Linked DNA regions of Homo sapiens: region 2 is linked to region 1. The links are chromatin contacts, found by Hi-C or POLR2A ChIA-PET in ENCODE. All regions are on one chromosome and are shown on one strand. Each heading gives the region's core, a stretch centred on a gene start or an enhancer-like site at or near the end of the contact. The rest is flanking DNA. Distances are from core to core; before and after follow the strand shown.

What was found. A loop is a pair of places that touch in the nucleus more often than their neighbours do. ChIA-PET counts read pairs that join two places held with the same protein, here RNA polymerase II (POLR2A). Pooled maps may share reads with other maps.
Region 2: a pooled map shows a loop between it and region 1 (14-fold over the local background). The contact joins the promoter of CHTF8 here to the promoter of RANBP10 in region 1. A Hi-C loop is called at or near these places in 6 of 50 pooled maps. POLR2A ChIA-PET finds 5 or more read pairs at or near these places in 2 of 52 experiments (activated B cell and activated T-cell).

Annotation. Positions count from the first base shown.
Region 1 is chr16:67,805,130-67,808,247 of GRCh38, reverse strand. RANBP10 (RAN binding protein 10) reads left to right here and starts at 1,688. Exons shown (of 14, transcript NM_020850.3): 1 at 1,688-1,946; 2 at 2,709-2,820. The coding sequence starts at 1,712. It overlaps TSNAXIP1 (translin associated factor X interacting protein 1), which reads right to left and starts at 1,359. Exons shown (of 16, transcript NM_001288990.3): 1 at 1,052-1,359. The coding sequence starts at 1,098. RefSeq lists silencers at 1,130-1,249, 1,750-1,969 and enhancers at 1,390-1,619, 1,325-1,944, 1,945-2,565.
Region 2 is chr16:69,130,480-69,133,898 of GRCh38, reverse strand. It overlaps CHTF8 (chromosome transmission fidelity factor 8), which reads left to right and starts at 1,311. Exons shown (of 4, transcript NM_001039690.5): 1 at 1,311-1,415. DERPC (DERPC proline and glycine rich nuclear protein) reads left to right here and starts at 1,311. Exons shown (of 3, transcript NM_001002847.4): 1 at 1,311-1,415. It overlaps UTP4 (UTP4 small subunit processome component), which reads right to left and starts at 1,250. Exons shown (of 17, transcript NM_032830.3): 1 at 1,210-1,250; 2 at 281-441. The coding sequence starts at 439. RefSeq lists silencers at 1,202-1,561, 1,582-1,731.

The DNA.
Region 1 (3,118 bases), core at 439-2,938:
AAGAGTTTAGGTGGGATTGGGTGGTGTTTTTTTTTTTTTCCCCCACTGGGAATGAGTAGAAGGGGGGACACTACATTCATTCAACACTTACTGGGTGCCTATTACATACAAGAGCTGTGTCAAGAGCTTCACATATTCTGCCTAAATGTTCCCAACAATGTTTGTGGGGTGGGCTGTATCATTCCCATGTTTGAGATATATAAGCTGAGGCCTGGAACTTGAAGGGCCCTGTCTGAAGTCCCAAAACTAGAAAACGATTTAGCCAAAATTTTTGTTTTAATCCGTATGTATGGCTCTCCAGGCTGATGGAGCTGGTCATATTTTGCAGTACCCAGAGGCTATACACCTGAGTACAGGCAGAAGCTACCCAGAGGATGATCTCTCCAGGCTTCTAAAGTATTTCTTTACTTGTTCAATGGTAATATTACTACTTTATACAGTTGTTGTGAGGATTAAATATGGTACGTAGGCCGGGTGTGGGGGTTCACGCTTGTAATCCCAGTTTGAGAGGTCGAAGTGGGAGGGTCGCTTGAGTCTAGGAGTTCGAAACCAGCCTGGGCAACGTGGTGAAACCTCGTCTCTACAAAAAACAAACGAACAAAGAAACACCCAAAAATTAGCCAAGCGTAGTGGCGCATGCCTGTAGTCCCAGCTACTCGGGAGGCTGAGGTAGAAGGATCGCTTGAGCCCGGGAGGTCGAGGCTGCAGTGAGCCGTAGTAGTGCCACTGCACTCCAGCCTGGGCGACAGAACGAGATCTTGTCTCAAAAATAAAATATTTAAAAATGTGGTATATAAAGCATTTGGCATATAGTACATTCAATACAAGCTGGTTGTTACTAGTAATGATAAAGTGCGCCTACCGTTTTGCTAGCACGTAACGTCTTCACTGGGCTAAATCAGCCCGATTCTAACCATTGACTCTGTGGTGCTGGAGCCCTAGATCAATGGTCAGAGGCCAGCAGGAGGTGCAGAGGTCCGGATCAAGTGCCATTTCCCTCTCTAGAAGTACTCAAACCCTCATCTCTGCCCTCATCCCTGCCAGCGCCTACCTCGACGCGGACGAGAAGCTGTGGTACCGCGACTGCTGGCAGGCCATGACCCACGGGCAGGCGGGCAATCAGCACCCGCGGCCTGGGAAGCTGTGGTAGCGTACAGCCGGTCGCCATGGCGACCAGGCCCCAGAGGCCCCCCCGCGGCGGGGGCGGAGTCAGGGATGCGCCACGCCCCCGAGCCTAGCGCCCGCGGGCTGGGAGTAGGACAAAGTAGCAAAGGTGGACTGGGACCCGGCAGCGGGTGCCCTGAGAGTCAACCACTACAGCCGATTTGACCCCAGGTACCAGAACTGAGGCAGGGGGATGAACAGAGGCCATGGGGAGGGAAGTGTGCTGAGAGGCCGGAGCCGCTTTGCCGGCGGGAATGGTAGTTTTCGGTGTCCCGACGTCTCGATGGGACAGGCTTATGGCTGAGGACGGTTATACTACATCTCCCAGAATTCTCTACCAGCCCGAGTTGCTCCGCCTCTCGAGAGCTCTGCATTGTGGGGTATGGAGTTCGAAATGTGGTAAGGCGTGTCAGTGTCCAAAGAGGGGTGCCGGACTCGGACTCGGTTTCCCTGCGGCCCAGGGAGGCTCACGGGCCATTGGCTGAGCGGGGCGGATCTGGTCCCGCTCCTCCCCGCCCCCAGTGACACAATAGTAGCTCCCTCCAAGATGGCGGCAGCGACGGCAGACCCGGGAGCTGGGAACCCGCAGCCTGGGGACTCCTCCGGCGGGGGCGCTGGGGGCGGGCTGCCGTCCCCTGGGGAGCAGGAGCTGAGCCGGCGCTTGCAGCGCCTGTATCCCGCGGTCAACCAGCAAGAGACTCCGCTGCCGCGCTCCTGGAGCCCCAAGGACAAATACAACTACATTGGTCTCTCCCAGGGCAACCTCCGCGTCCACTACAAAGGTATCGGCCCGTCAGGCTGGGGGGAATTAAGGCTAGAGCGTCCGTGGGGTGGCTCTGCTGCCAGGCCCCCGCCCTATCACCTCCCTTTCCCTGCCTAGGTGCTCCAAGTTAGGGCTTGGCCCTTTCAGGATGTCCAGGGTGGTGAGGCTGAACAGGCCGAGGGCTGACTGCCTGTTCTCTGTCCTGAGACACCTGCCGTCAAGAGAACCGCAACAGGTGTCCAAACCCAGTGCTGGGCCGGACCTTCCACTCCAGGGCCTCCGTGCTTATCCTAGGCTGGCGCCAACGGCAGCGGGACCTTTCGCCACTGCTTAGAAGAAAGGGGTGGTCACATACCTACCATTAGCGTGAGACTCATGGGCTTCCCCACCTGCCAGGCATCCTAGACTGAGCCTGGGGTTCCGTGCTAGAGTTTGGGGGGTGTCTTCCAGGTCGGCCTCATCCTTCTTCCCCTGGCCTCCCAGGTGGGCTGCCTGGATTCTAGAGAGGCTGCCAGCAGCACTTGAGTATCTCTCACATTGCCTCTACCCTTGTTTTGTTTGTATGGGCAGTGTCTCAGGCAGGACTGCTGTTCTCAGGAGGAGGTGAGGCAAAGGTGGAAGGTTTAAGTGTTTATTCAGTTGTCTAATGATTCCTCGGCCTGTGTAAGTGCGTCCTCTGGCCACAGAGGAGTGGAGTTGTCATGGAGGAGTTGCAGAGAAAAATGAGGCTTCCATTTGCATTTCCTTCTGCTGAAATTTCTTACTTGCCCTCTCCTGTTAGGTCATGGCAAAAATCACAAAGATGCGGCCTCAGTGCGTGCCACCCACCCCATACCTGCTGCCTGTGGCATTTATTACTTTGAAGTGAAGATTGTCAGCAAAGGAAGAGATGGGTAAGCCCTTCATGACCACCCTCTTTCCCTGATCATGGAGCTGATCCCTGTGGTCAGAGTTCAGGTCCTTTGGCTGGCACTTGTTGCTGATGTGAGCTGGGGAGCCGCATGGGTCTGGGCTGCCATTATTTCCTGACTGTGGGCATGGTCTGGTCTAAGCAGCAGATCTTGATGGCCAGTGGGTGTGTTGGGGGTAAAGCAGGGATTATTTTTAGTGATGATGTAATTTGATACCTAGAAGGTTAGGCAAACAAGTAACAAGTTTACTTTAAAAATTTAGTGTCCAGAATGGAGTTTC
Region 2 (3,419 bases), core at 62-2,561, 1.3 Mb before region 1:
AATTTCCCTTCCTGTGTCCAAAAGATCCAGCAAACCTCAGTTTCCAATGACAGGCAGTGAGATGTCACATTTCTAGGTAGGACCCTTCTAATCAACATTACACAGATTGAAACTGAGCTTCTCTTATCAGTTAGGAGATCTCAGAAGTTTGGTAGTTCTAAGCAACTTCAGAGGGGCTAGGAAGTCACTCAATCAGTTTGATTATAAAAGACATACAAGCTTCTTGAACTTCAGAAGAAATTAACATCAAAACACCATATCAGACTCCCAAATGACTTACTTTCTCCTGAAAGTAGTTTGCTGACAAGTTATAAATTTCCACAGTGCCATCTGTTCGTGAAACAGCCAATCTGTTTGACTGGTTATTGTAAGCCACACAGCGGATTCCTGATGGAACATAATTAAAGAAACGTACTCGATGGACCTTAAATTCACCCATTCCTAGGGGGCGAAAAGAGAGTCATTATTGCTATATGTTAACTGCAGTATGTCACATATAGTATTCAGTTCCTTAATATCACTGTTCTGGCTGGAAGGCTCCAACAACATCTCCCTGAAGTTCATTTCCAAATGGCTGCTAACAATGCCCCCCACAAGAATTACTCAATCTTCAAAAGCTCAGAATGGCTTGAATAATAAGGAGGCTTCAGCAAAAAATCAAAAAGGGTCCTACTCCATAGCTCCAGAGTTCCTATCTCGGGGCGCCTAGGAATCCGCATTTTAGCAAGCATCTCTCCTCAACTCTATTGCTAAGTTTGCAAACAACAGACCTAAACTGAGGTAGTGACAGTGAGGCTGATGGGGCAGGCAGAACCGAGCTCCTCTTGAGGAAGAAACGACAGGGTTTGACTTAATCTGGCTGCCTGGTCTGACGTCTGTCACTTACCCTACCCCGTCCCCCCGACGCCCGCCAACATATATACTGGCCGAGAGTAGAGACCAGGTCTTGTTCGCCCCTCACTGGCCTAGCTTCAAGGTTAGGAACCCGCAGACAGAGCAAGCGCGTTCGGTCGGGCCGGGGCGTCTGAGGCGCGCGCGGTCTTCGCCTCCCCTTCCCTCTCCCCGAGTCTACAGAGTAGCCCCCACCCCGCCTCGGGACAAGGAGACCCTCGGGACAAGGAGCTCAGCCGGACGCCGACCCTGGGCCGGCCACCTTGTAAGACCCCCCCAGCTCTCGCAGCCGCTTCCCACGCCCCTTCCCCAACTCACCAGCGGCCCCACGCTCCCCTTCCCGGTGCTCGCCTCTCTCCGCCCCGGCCCCACGTGCGCGCGCGCTCTCAGGCTCTGCCCCGGAAGTGCTCCTGGCGCATAGTCGGAAGTGCGCAGGCAGTGCTCGCGGCGGCGGCGACGGCGGCGGGAGGTTCGGTTGTCGCCCGTTGGCCGCGCGGCGCCGCGCTCGGCGGCCGCCATTGCAGGTCAGGCCGCGGGCGGGGGGCACGGGAGGCTGCGGGGAGCGAGGGCCGAGCCGGGATTGGGGGCGAGGGCGCGAGGGAGCGGGAAGCTAGGGAGCCGGGGCCGGGCGGGGCGCGCGGCTCGGAGAGAAGAATGGCGAGCCGAGGGGCGGGGAGCGCGGGCGGGGGAGGGGTGGCCGGGAAGGGGGAGGGCGGCGGGAGGGCGGCGCGGAGGTGGGGGCAAGCCCGGAGGGGCCTCCGGGGTGGGAGGGCCAGGAGTGTGGGGGAAGGGAGCGGTGTGGAGACGGAAGGCGGAGGGAAGGAAGGGAGCGAGCGGGGCGGAGCGGGAGAAGGGCGGAAAGGGTGGCCGAGCGCGGGCGGAGGACGGAGAAGGGGGCGGCGAGGGCCGGAATCTCGAGGTACGTGCGGGAAGGGGCTCTTCCCGGGGTTGGGAGGGAGCCCAGCCCGCTATGCTTGCGGGAGCGGAGTAGAACTGGAACCTAGGAAGTAGCGGGAAGAGCAGAAAGGGGAGTTCGGGGTGGGGGTTAGGACCGTGAGGTTTTGTTCCAGGTAACATTTGTAATCGTGGAGGGGGGAGGCTTCTGGGAGAGGTAATTGGAAGGGTGGTTGGAGAGTCATTCCAGGTTCTTTTGTGGGAGGGAAGCCGAGAGACGAGTGGGGTGGGGTCCTGGAGGAGTGGAGTACTTGAGAACCGGGAACAATTTGGAGAACGAGGGTGGTAGAGAAAGGACGTTTAAAGAGTAATCTTTGGGAAGAGGGTGAACGGTTTGGAAGACCACTCCAGTGGGTGGTGTGGAGGAAGGCGGTTTAAAGAATAGTTTCCCTGGGAGGCAGGAAAAGGGGTTAAAACAGCTTGTAATTTGGAGGGGGGTGGAGAAGAGGGGGGAAGCGGATTGAGAAGTCCCAGAAAGTGGGTGGGACTAGAAATAGGAAGTGTTTGTAGCTCTAGCAGAAAGGGTGGGAGGGGGCCGAGAGGGAGTGGGTGGAGAAGATGGGGGTGGGTGGGAGGAAGAGCACAGAGGGAGACTCTACGCCGGGCTAGAAAGGAAAGGGTTTGGGGGAGTACAGGGGGCCGTACCATTAAGAGGAGGACAGGCTAAGATGGGGCTGCAGAGTAGCAGAAGATGGAGAAAACTGCAGTAACTCAGATCGACTGAAGCCATCTTTTCCACCCATTGCTACAAATACCAGTAATTGATTCCCTCCAACGTGGGAATCCTAAAATGTGATGGGAAGTATCACGTGTATGCATAGCATCCACACACGTTTTTGAACACACTTCACTAATGTAAAGTTTGGAAGCATTCAATTCCACCAACCCTCCATAAGCCCCTTTTTGGAGGGGAGCAAGATTCTCATTTGGAAACAGGATTTTAGACTTAGTAACATAAGCCTTTCAAGAGACAAGATCCCCTTCAAAAGTATAGACCTGTCCCCTTCAGTTACAAAACCACGATAACACTACAAATAAAAATAATCTGTATTCGGTTGTATGTAAAACGTTCTGAGTTGTTCACTTGGTAGAAAGGCACATAGAGACATAGTCATCATATTTAGAGAAATTACCTTCCAGAACTTAATCCCTGAAGCAGTTTGGTGAACCACAACTGCCATGTTTGAATTCTACTGTTATGAAAACTTGATTTTATTCTGATGACCTGCTGCTTTCGTAGAATGCTTTAGTCCGTTATAAACATTAATATGCTAACACAGTGTAGTATTAAGACATTCTATTTGATGAATACTAAGAAAATGCCACCTTTCTCTGGGAAATCGATAGCTTGACCCTGAAGGCTTACCATGTGTCAGACAATGTGCTAAAAGCTTTACATTCATTACTCGTTCTTGCAACAGCCTTTCAAAATAGGTGTTTATGCCCAGTGTATTGTTAGGAAAACACGTGAGGTTAAACTACCCACTGTCACATATGGGATAGGTGGCAAAATCACAGAATCCAGGTCTGTATGACAAGTGAGTGCTTCACTATATTCGTAAACAAAGTATCCA